2 separate regions of the Mus musculus genome follow, and region 1 is linked to region 2. The links are chromatin loops, found by intact Hi-C in ENCODE. Cell type or tissue: heart. All regions are shown on one strand. Links, peaks and the distances in the headings refer to the core of each region. The heading gives the core; the rest is flanking DNA. Region 1 overlaps Zbtb49 (zinc finger and BTB domain containing 49). Region 2 has its middle 7.5 kb from the start of Msx1.

Region 1 (5,373 bases), core at 268-5,267, 380 kb after region 2:
TCACTGGTCAGGCTCTGGTAGAAGGTGTAGCTCCAGCACGTGGGTCAGGATGACAGGACTTGGGACAGGAAAGGATGGGCTGAAACCCCGAGGGTGCCGTGGCTCACACATGCTCCTGTCCTTCCTCAACTCCTGTCTTGTTGCCATGACAGAATGCCCAAGAAAACGCTAAAGAAGGAAGAGCCTTTGCTTTGGCTGGTGGTCTCAGGGCTTGCTGTCCTTGACGGCAGAGGAGGCAGGGCAACAGGAGCAGAAGGCGGCTGATCAAGTTGCATCCAGTCAGGAAGCAGAGATAACTGCTGGTGCTCAGCCTGCTCCCTCCTTATCCACTCTGGGACTCCAGCCATGGTATTATTGTTTGTATTTACAATGGGCTGCTACCATTTCAATTAGCCCTTACTGGATAATCCCCTATTCCTGGAGGTCTGTTTCCATGGTGATTCTAAATCCCATCAAGTTGACAGCTAAGATGAACTGCCACACTCCCTGACTTTCATGGGACTGGACAGGGAGGCTTCAGTAGCCTCTCCAGGTGGGGATAGACCAGGAATCATTCAAGATGCAGCAAAGTCAGGCCCACAGAGGATACTTTGGCCTCCCTGCCTGTCTTAGGTTAAGGCCCTGGAGGGGTCCAAATGACCGTAGGTTGCACACAGTGCATATGTATTCAGGGTCACCATAGACAAAGGGTTGACCAATATGGTAGCTCCAGGAGCTACAGGTGGTAGTGGGAGGGTTGAGGGGCAGCCCTGTATTCCTCAGCAAGGGTCCCCAGTTGAAGACATAGGGTAGCAGCTTCCCGGGGTTCAGGCATATTCCAGGTACATGATTCCTCCCCACATCATGGGTGAGGCCAGGTATCCTCAGACCTCCAAGTTCATGTTAGGGCAACAGCCAAGAACCGGGGATCCTGGGAGAGCAAGTAATTCCTAAAGACTCTCCTGAGCCTAAAACTGGGCCAGATACTGTTTACTTTTTCTGCACATCCCTGACTCCGAAAGAATTAAGCAATTAACCTGCACACCCATGTGTGGTGTGAATAGTGTGAGACTCTAACACTTTGGTGTTTGAATCTCTGGAACACCAGGAACTTAATTAGTTTGCTGCAACCAAGAGGCACAGATTTGGTGGTTTAAACAACAGGAAAGCCCAATTGATCGCCAGCCTGAGGCTGGAGACCTGGCCATGGCCAGGGCTGGCTGGTTCCTTCTGAGGACTGTGATGGCCAAGTGGCTGTCAGGCTTATGGAGGCATCTTGCCCATCCTCAGATGAAGTTCTTGCTGTGTGCATGTCCCTATGTCCAAATGTCCTTCTAAGACACCAGCCACTGGAGCCTGTCCTTCCTCCAGCATGGCCTCATTTTTTACTAATGACATCTGCAGTGGCCCAGTTTCCAAACAAGGTCACATCCTGATGTGCTGGGGGGTTAGGACTTCAGTGTAGCAATGGCACTCTGTGTGTGTGTGTGTGTGTGTGTGTCCAACCCATGTTAGTAACTGATTTTTTACTTAGATTTCTTGTCAAAATACCCCTGGCCATTTGAACAACTGTCATGGAGGGAATGTTGTTTACCACAAACCCCATCTCTACTCTCCATTTCCCATGACTGTGCCATACATATTATGGGCTGGGTACCATTGAAGGGTGAAGGAGGACATTAATGAACAGAGGTGAGAGTGCCACTCTCCTGCCACCCTCACAGAAACGCAACGGCAAGGAGCACCTTAGCCTTCCATGTGCCCTGCAGGCTCTACTCTGGCCTCCTGGGTCACTACTTCTAGCATGGCAGCAAAGCCTGTGAGGTGAGCACAGTCACCCCATTGGCACCGTGCAGAGGAGGAAAGCGAGGCAAGGTGGCAGCAACAGCCGGACAGTGTCTGACCTCAACTAGGTCAGTTCGCTGTAAGGCCTGTACTGCACAATGCAAACCCAGGGCAGCAGGAGAGAGGGGCAAGAAGGGAGAGGTGTGGGCATGGACACTACGGGTGTCTCTGACTAGGACACCAAACACATCGGGCCTACCCGTATGACCAGTTTAAACCTACTTTCCTTGGTAAAGGGCCTTGTCTCCAGTTTGTAGCAGGAGGGTCATAAATTAGTGCATCAGCACAACTCAGTCCTAAATAAACACTAGCTAGTGCCAGAATGTTTTAACCGCCCTAAAGAGAACCCTGGGCCCATTAAGCATTCACATGTCCATTCTCCTCCCCTGTGCCTGGCAGCTGGCTATCTGCTTTCTGTCTTTCGGGACCTGTCCAGTCTAGATGACTCACACAGAATCGTACAGTCATGTAATACATGCACTACATGGCCTTTTCTGTCTGCTATTGTTCACACAGCTCAAGGTTCACAGAGCCATCTGTTTTCCTCCATACTGGAGATTGAACCCAGGACTCTGGGTATACTAGAAAGCTAGGGCCATACTCTCTCAGTAGCCAGAGTCACAAATAACCAGGACCCTTGGGACTTTGCACCAGGTCAGACTGCTACTGTTGTGTGGCTGCTCCCATGTGCACCCCCCTGGCCAAGTAAGTACAGAGCACCTGAAGTGCCAGGAACTGCTAGGAATATTCCTCAGTCTGACTTGTCCATAAGGGAAATCTCAGTGTGGATACTGAACCCAGAGTTGTAGACGATACCCAGTAAGCTTGCTAAGTAACCAAGCAAATTGGGGTGGGGACAGAACCGTTCTCTCCACACAGACTTGCAAGAGGGCTTGAGGAGGCTAAGGTGCAAAAGTGCCTGGTTCTCTGGCAGGGAAACTCCAAGGATTCCCAAGCGCCCAGGCAGAGCAGCCACAGGCCCTTGCCACCAGGCCAGACCATGTTTCTGAGCTTGTGAATGGTGATGCTGCCATCTGCTGGCGAATCGGAAACTTGCAAGAAAAGCAGCCAAGGCAGAAGAGCACCAGCTAGCTCGCAGTCAGAGACACCATCAAGCTGAAAGAACGCATGCTGGACCAGACATTTACACAGGCATTCAGAACGCTGGTACCGACAGCAATTTTTGGTTCATTTTTCATAGTTTATTTTTTTCAGCATCACTTACACATCATAAAACTTACATATGGCAAGTACACAACTAGTGATTTTTTAAAAAAATAAACTTATTTTGCAGTGATGGCAAAGGGAGTTATATGGTGGACCCTAAGAGTCTCACCCCTGGCACACATGTCCTTCTATAGAGGTTTTGACAGGGAACTATGTCAGTGACAATTTATGACAGAATAAGGTCACTCGGAAAGATGTGACTAAATACACATCTGAGGAAAGTATTTGTGAGGAGCTAAACCCACTAAGAAAACAGTGCTACCTTGTTGGGGTGCTGATACAATACAGCGCAGGGCAGGGGGTCTCACCAAGCCCTAGCTATTGGACTTCTTTAACCTTCTCTGTATGTGTACGGCTGAGTGTTGTGCCTGTGGAGGCCAGAGGAGGGCGTTAGATACCTTGGAGCTAGAGTTAAAGGTGGTTTTGAACATCCCAATGCAGAGCTGAACTGAACTGGGGTCATATAACTCCAGAGAGTTCTGAGAGGTCCAGGAAAAGGGGTCATGGTCTAATAGACGTGTAGTTAGTAGTCCCGGGATATAGGGAGTAGACGAAGAAGAAGGGGAGAGATCCAGGGCCTGGACTCTGGGACATTTAATGTTCAGATGTAGACTGGAATCAGCAAGGATGAATTCTGAGTCTGAGCCAGTCACTGGAGAAAGGAATAGACCTAGAGAGAAAGGGGGCAATACTTACGCTCAGAGTTGCCCAAATTGGGGATTAAGAATCTGTGGATGCAATAGAGAGGTCACTGAAGAAAAACATTTGAGTGAAGTCCTGGGACTAAGCTCTGAATGATGGGCTCGAAGGAAAAATCAGAGGCTCCATCTAGGGGGCCATATTCCAGTGAAAAAGCCTCACAAAGCACCCACTGGCCAAGTAAGTACTGAGTGTCTGCCAGAGCCTTCGTGGAACATTCCCCAGGATTACACCCCTGCAAGGAGACCAAAGGCCTGCACAGTGGCTTTCTGCATTCTATAGCAATGACACCGGGGGAAGTGAGCAGGGGAGGGGGCTGCAGTTGAACTGGGCAGTCACCAGGTGTAGACATGGGAGCGGGAGTTGGAGGAAAGTTCCTGTTTGCTTCTGTGTTCTCAGAACCACAGCAAGACCACAGGTGGGGTGAGGGGAGAGTTGCGAGAGCCCAAGGAGCTGGAAGAGAGTGGCATGAAGGGCAGCACATGGTGGCTGTGAGAGGGGTGAGGGCTCAGTGGAAGTGTGGTCTGGAGACCGAAGGGCCACTTGTTACCAGCCGGGTACACAGAGGGCAGAGATGGATTGTCCATCAGTGTGATGGATGACCTGGTGGGGGAGTTGTGATACTCAGACTATGGGATGTAGCCTAGCTAACAGTAACAGATGTTAGGATGAGGTGAGGGACCAAGGGCAGATATGACCCATGAAGGTGAGGAGCTACTGGAACGAGAAACAGTTGAGCCAGTGGGAGATGGGAGAAGTGGGAAGGGGCTAACATCCACTGGCAACCATCACATCCCAAGTTCAATCCAGGCACCGGTTATTCAAGGTACCCACACTTTGGCACACCCTTGGACGGGATGTTCAACCCTCATGAAGGTCTGGTTTTGCCTGCTGTGCCAGCCTTGGGGGATGGACTATGGTGTACTGAGTGGCTAGGAAACTGGGAGGGGAACCTGATGTCACTCAGTCGACAGTTCTCTGGTCCTGGCGGTTGTGTGGAATCCTCCTGTCCTTGGCAGGTTCTCTCATCAGGTACTCTGCTTTTCTGAGCTAGAGTTGCTGGAGGTTGTTCTCAAATATTCCCATAGGTAATCTACAGTGTGCTACAAGGTAGCCATTCTCATGTTTGCTTAGACATTCTAGAGACAGTACTATGGACATCATAGGAGCCCCCAGGCCTGAGGGACTGAGCAAACTCAGCCAGGGAGCTCTATAAGGGCAGAAGGTGACCGGGACTTCCCAGTGGGTGCTAGACTACTTCAGGCCTGTAAGGGCTCATCTTATTCTCAGCCAGCCAGTCTAGAGAAAATCCTGGGTGGCCAAGAAGTTGGCTAAGGCCTACCCAGAAGTGGCTGCCAGGTCAGGCTGTTCAGAAGACTCCGAGGCCTCCACTGCAGGCTGGTAACATGACTGGACTCCAGGCTTACAGCCAGGTCAGTGACACATTTCATTTTTGGGTGGTGCTGAGGCTCAAACCCAGGTTCTTCTGCATTGATATGTGATTTTATAGTATTAAGGTCTTAAGATTAATAATGCTTAGAAACTGAGCATGGTGGCACATGCTTTTAATCCCAGCACTCGATAGGCAGACACAGGTGGATCTCTGTGAGTTCAAGGTCAGCC
Region 2 (5,373 bases), core at 242-5,241:
ACTCACCCCTCTGTTACCTGGCCCTTTGCAGGATTAAAGTCACCTTGGCACAGGCTTTGGCACATGCCCCTTGATCAATACACTGCATTTCTCTCCCTGCACTGGAGCTGGGAAGGGTAGGCCTCAGGTTCCCTAGGTTATGCAATGGACACAGGGAAGGGCTTGGATGACTTAAGCTCTGAGACCACACAGCTGGCACCCAGCTGGGCCAAGGAGATCATCGCAGTGTCAGAGGAAGCAAGCAGGCAGGACTGGGAACTGCAGTTGATCAGGGGTGTTTCTGACCGACTCCACCTCCCAGCCGAGGCTCAGATGCACAGCAACAACTGAGCTTCAGAGGCTCCTGGATGGAGCTGGGGATCAGGCCCTGGGTCTCATGGCCCAGCTGCAGGAGCTCTGAAAAGAAGGTTCTCTGAGCCTTGGGTCTTTCATTCCAAGAGTTCATGTCTCTCCTGGCATCTTGGACTACTATGGGACACACACAGAGAAGACATACGTGTTCATGGGGGAAGGAGGCACCTCCCAGCAACTTCTATAGCAGGTCACTATCACTTTCCAGGGAACTGGATCCCAATGCCCTTCCTACCTTGAGGCTATCTCTCTTTACAGTGCTCAGAGGGACAGGGAAATACCACCAATACCCTATGGGCTATAAGCTTCAACTACCAGAGGCTAGTTCCAACCTGGCCAGCATGGCTTTTCCTTAGGATCCTTGCACAGATACCTACCTCTGGGAAGCTTTTTCTTGGATGTTCTTTGAACCCGGACTTCAAACCCCACTCCCCTAACTTCAGCTTTCAGTTCACGAGTCGCCCCTGCAGAAGGCTGAGCTTGCCAGCTGTGGAAGACAAGAGGATGCTATCCATTGTTGCCTTTGAAGGTTCATCTCTTCCTGAAATTCCTATTTACTTGCTAAGGTGTCCTGAATACATCACTGAACACTTAGCTTCAATCAGCCTAAATTTTAGACCAAATCCCACAACTCCTTCCAGTCTGATTTTCTTGTGTCAAAAAGAGATCGATAGCCCATGGACGGCAACAATGTATCGCTGAAGGGTTGTCCAAAACCAAGATGGAGGTGGTATGGTGGCCCTTTTTTTTTTCTGGCCCCAACGATCAGGAATGGAGGGCAGGCAGACCCTTAAATTTTCTTCTAACTAAAGCCCAAAGGGAACTCTGATCATTGTGCCTGTTCAGATGTGCTATGTGCCCTGCGCAAGGCCATATGGGTATAATCAAAGCTTCTGAGATGTAGTAAATTGCTAGGTAGAGGTCACCATCCAGCTAGGGACAGACCCAGATTTGAGCCCCACATCTCAGACCTGAGTGGTTGGCACACTCTGGCTCTCTGGAGTCTCCTGGAAGACCAGGACACAATTCTGACTGCTTTATTAAGATTTCACCATGGATATTTGTTGGTGGAAGGGCCACACACATTGCAAAGCCTTTCCTGTTGTTCCCGTGACCACAAGGAAACAGAAGCATCCTACACTTGGCATATAGAGAAGAGACAGGCCCAGAAAACTTAAGGAACTTGCCTCAAATCACATGGCCTCAAAAGTCTAAAACGAGGATCTCCAGGCAGACAACTGCAGATCAGACAATCAGACACTGACAGACTGCAGTATCTAGTGGTATTCTGGCTGTTCCTAGCAGCACCCACATCTTTGGGCCTGCCTGACATGCTGGACAGATGGTCCTGATCCTGGGCCCGAGTGCTGTCCAAGAGTAAGCAGGGCCAGGTCCCTTAGGAGCCCCATCTTGGGAAGGCATGTGAGGCTTTGCCAAATGCAGGGCAGAAGCTCTGCTCTGGGGAAGGGGGACGAAGGCTCCTTATGTTGAAGGGAAGAACTTCCCAGCATTCCTCAACCTCACCCATGAAAGCTCTATATCCTAGAACTGGCCGTGCACACACATGTGTATGAGGGCCAAAGCACTCGTACATAAACAGTTACATGTGTGCCTCTGCATAGTGCTCCTCTGGTGCTCACCCTGGTGCCTGCCCCCAGCACCTAGGATGCTAGAATGCTGTGATTCCACATCTCCCATTGAGACCCGTTCTGCTCTCTACCAGGCTTTGCTGGATCTTTCCCTCAATCTCTCCACACACCAAAGGAATTCTTTCTCTTCATCTGCCTGTCTCTTTCCTATCCCTCTTTTTCCTCATGAAAGTCTGTCTCTCTCAGTAGGCCTTAAAGTCTCTGACTTTCTAGAGACATTAGAAGGTGGCCTTGTCTTGGATGCTAGCGAGTAGGCTTTGGGGATGAGTGTTGGTTGTGTGTGTAATGTATGCTTCTGCCGGTTGTGTGTGGCTGTGTGGCTGTGTGGCTGTGTGGCTGTGTGGCTGTGGGCTGTGGGCTGCGTGCCCTGCCCAAGGTGGTGTGTCTGTTGAAGTGTATGTGCCATCTACTGATTTTGTGTATGATGTGTGATGGTTAGACATGTGTTGGGCATCTATGTGAGTCTGACTTGTGCGTCTGGGATGCACATGTTGACTTTGTGTGTTTGCTGAAAGGTGTGCTGGTGTGTTGCGACGATGTGTATGGGTCATGTGTGCACAAGCACTTTGTAGGCTCTGCTTGTGTTCGGCATTGGGCAAGGGGATTTGTCGGCAGTTGACATTGAGAAAAGGAGGCTGAAACCGCGGTGTGGCGCTGTGGCGGAGGCCGGCAGGCGTGTGGCCAGGGCCCTGTAGGGCCGCGAGAACCGGGGATCCCGAGCTGTCGAACAGAGTGAAGGGATCCCCCGAGGAGTCCGGATGCAAGCATGGGGGTGCAGAAGAGGAGAGTGAACATTTGGCTGTGGGAGGTGGGGTCAGGTGCTCCCGATGGCTTGAAGGGTAGGGGGACTGTTGTGAAGAAGAGAGCGACTGGGAGGACAGGACGGAGCCGGAGCCGGGAAGAACTTGCGGCCCCGGGGGCCTGGCCAGGCGGGCGCCAGCCGAATAGTTGAAAGGCGGCCGCTGCCTCTCCTCACAGCTCCCCATTGCGCCCCTGAGGGCTCTGGCGGGGCGCAGACCTGAACCAGTCGGGCTCACCTAGGGGCCTCGGGTCACTAAAGGGGCCCCACGGTACGACGCCTGGTCTTCTGTGAGTCTCCTGGGCGGCCTGGGCTGTCCTTCCAGAATCGGCTATCCGAGCCACGTAACCCAGAAACTAGGCACTCTGAATGCGAGCCCCACCCAGCCTCCCGGGCTGCGACCGCCTAAGCCTAGCTACCCAAGACCAGAGCTCTGGTGCACCAAGTCCCCGACCTTGCCCAGTGTCACCCCTTCCCAGTTATCACGCTGGAGCGGCCGCTCCAGTTCTGTGGCGTCGTCAGAAACAGAATTTGCTGAGTTTCGGTGATCTTCCCAACCAAATAAAAAAAAACACAAGTGCAGACAGCCTGCCGGGCAAGGGATACGTCCCTCTCAGGCCCCCAAGAACAGTGTTTGCGTGTGGTCATGGAAAAGGAGTTAAAGTCACAACTGGGGCCCAGATCACCCGTGGCTAGTTTCCCGGGACACCCACATTTTGTGCGAGAACTGTCATAGCATCCAATGATCCTCAGCTACAGAGGCTTGGGATCAGGAACACGTAGGTTCCAAGTGAAGTCAGATCTAATCCCTACTCTGTCCCTTCATTAGCTGTGTATCCCGCTACCTCTCTGGGCTACGGGAGTCCCCCAAAAAACTGTAGAAATCTGGGTTTGAGCGAAGGAGAGACACAGCCTGCACGCACAAGTAACGCTCAACACAGCAGATCCCAAGAACAGACTATTCTACCACAGCCCGCCAGTGCCCTAGATGGTGACCCAGTGCCCTCCCCCGCCCCCTGTGATCGAGACCACACGTTAGCTGGATCAGAACATTGATCCGCAAAGGACCAAGTCAAGGGCCCGCTATAGACATCACTTTCGCTTGAATAGACAAGGAACCCCAGTTACTGCAACCGCCATTAAGAAGCGGAATCCACCACCCGGCCGCAAATTTCTGCCTCACTGTGTTTACAGCGGCTTCCAAATCTGGACGTCAAACCAGTGGGCTGCTCAGATACAGCGAACACCTATTGATCACTTTCTGTGTACACGCCGAGTCTAGAAAGAGAATTGGGAAATGGGGCAAAGAAAGGGCTGCTGAAAGAAAAAAAATTAAGCAGAAAAATGAACGGACCCGGTACTGGAAGGAAACCCCAGCCCAAGACTGCCTCCAAAGGCCAAGGCGCTTGCGGGCGGGGGTCCCAGGGAGGCTCGGGAGGGGGAAGAGGAGGCGCGCCCGCCTCGCCTGCAGCTACCGCCTAGCTGGAGCCACTGCGCGTCTGCAGAACGCGAACCGTTGCTCATTACAGCAATTATGTTGCTCTAAATTTGCCTCGACCCTAAATTGCTAAACTCAGAGGAGGCAGAAGGAGACACAGAATCCTACCCCGCCATTGCTCTATTCTGAGTGAGGAAAGGGAGAATACAGCGCCAGTTGCAAACGCAGTCGCCAGGAATATTCTGCAGTATCCAGTACAGGTTAACACATTCCCCAAATTCTAACAGAGGTTAATGAGGATTCTCAGACCCTTTCCCCGGTGAGAAAACTGAAGTACAGCAAGATAGCATGACCTTGCCTGCATATGAAAAGGTCACACAGGCTCTGAGGCAGGTTAGACCACGGATGAACTGAGACCCACGAAGAGACTGCTCTGAATCAGTCTCCTGGGCCTTTCTAGAAAGGAGACCAGTATATCACTGGGGTCGGGGTGTACTGTACAAGGCTGTCCCTAAACTGCTTAATCTGTGTGGCTGACAGCAAGAAGGATGCACATCTAAGCTTCCAAGTGCCTCTACAGAGCATGTGGTTCGAGATCCCAACCTTGAAGGTGTGGTTATTCCATCAGGACCCAGGTCCTAGATTTGCTTCCAGAGGCCCAGAGACTGAGGGTCACTTCCTGAATCCTCCAGACTGTCCCAGTTGTAGGACCAAGATCCAGCGACAGGCTTCTTCTTCTTCTTCTTTTAGGGAAGAGGGTGTGACAAATAGCCAGAGAAACGGAGCCTTAACTCCAAAACAGCAGGCTGAAGGACCCAAGACCACCTCTGGAGCTGCTTGGAGCCAGTGCCTAACACTTCCACGCCTACAGGAAGCTTCAGTCTCTCACGAAATTCCCAGGCCAAACTGAGCCTGGGAGCAGACACAATTTCTATGCTTTAATTGTGGAGACCTTCATACCTCCCAAGTCCAACACCAGGTACTAGGGTTCTGGGTTCCCCCTCTTGACAGCTCTGGACTAGGTTGCCCAGGGCTCTCTTACATTTGGATATTCAAACTTCAACCATCTGGGGAAGCACCTAGATTTGATGCGACCCAAGGGGGAGGTTCGGTACACAAGAAAGGGAAGTGGGGGC

Evidence for each region. Hi-C counts contacts between places; a loop is a spot of excess contacts. Peaks named below come from ENCODE experiments on the same cell type or tissue, not always from the same donor. Only the 100,000 strongest peaks of a DNase experiment are listed, where the experiment ranks them.
Region 1: a loop joins it to region 2, with 4 times the contacts of the local background. A loop is called at or near these places in 5 of 42 quality-filtered maps.

What each region holds. Positions count from the first base shown.
Region 1 is chr5:38,194,776-38,200,148 of GRCm38, forward strand. Zbtb49 (zinc finger and BTB domain containing 49) reads right to left here. Exons shown (of 8, transcript NM_029162.3): 8 at 5,269-5,373. Among named protein-coding and RNA genes, the nearest start is that of Zbtb49, 23 kb to the right of the region's middle. In heart, for the core only: a CTCF peak has its summit at 2,867 (motif pointing left); a DNase peak (open chromatin) is centred at 2,856.
Region 2 is chr5:37,814,384-37,819,756 of GRCm38, forward strand. No RefSeq gene overlaps it. Among named protein-coding and RNA genes, the nearest start is that of Msx1, 7.5 kb to the right of the region's middle. RefSeq lists an enhancer at 4,269-5,262. In heart, for the core only: a CTCF peak has its summit at 2,650; DNase peaks (open chromatin) are centred at 1,728, 2,708 and 3,168; H3K4me3 peaks cover 2,085 bases; H3K27ac peaks cover 522 bases; H3K27me3 peaks cover 4,916 bases.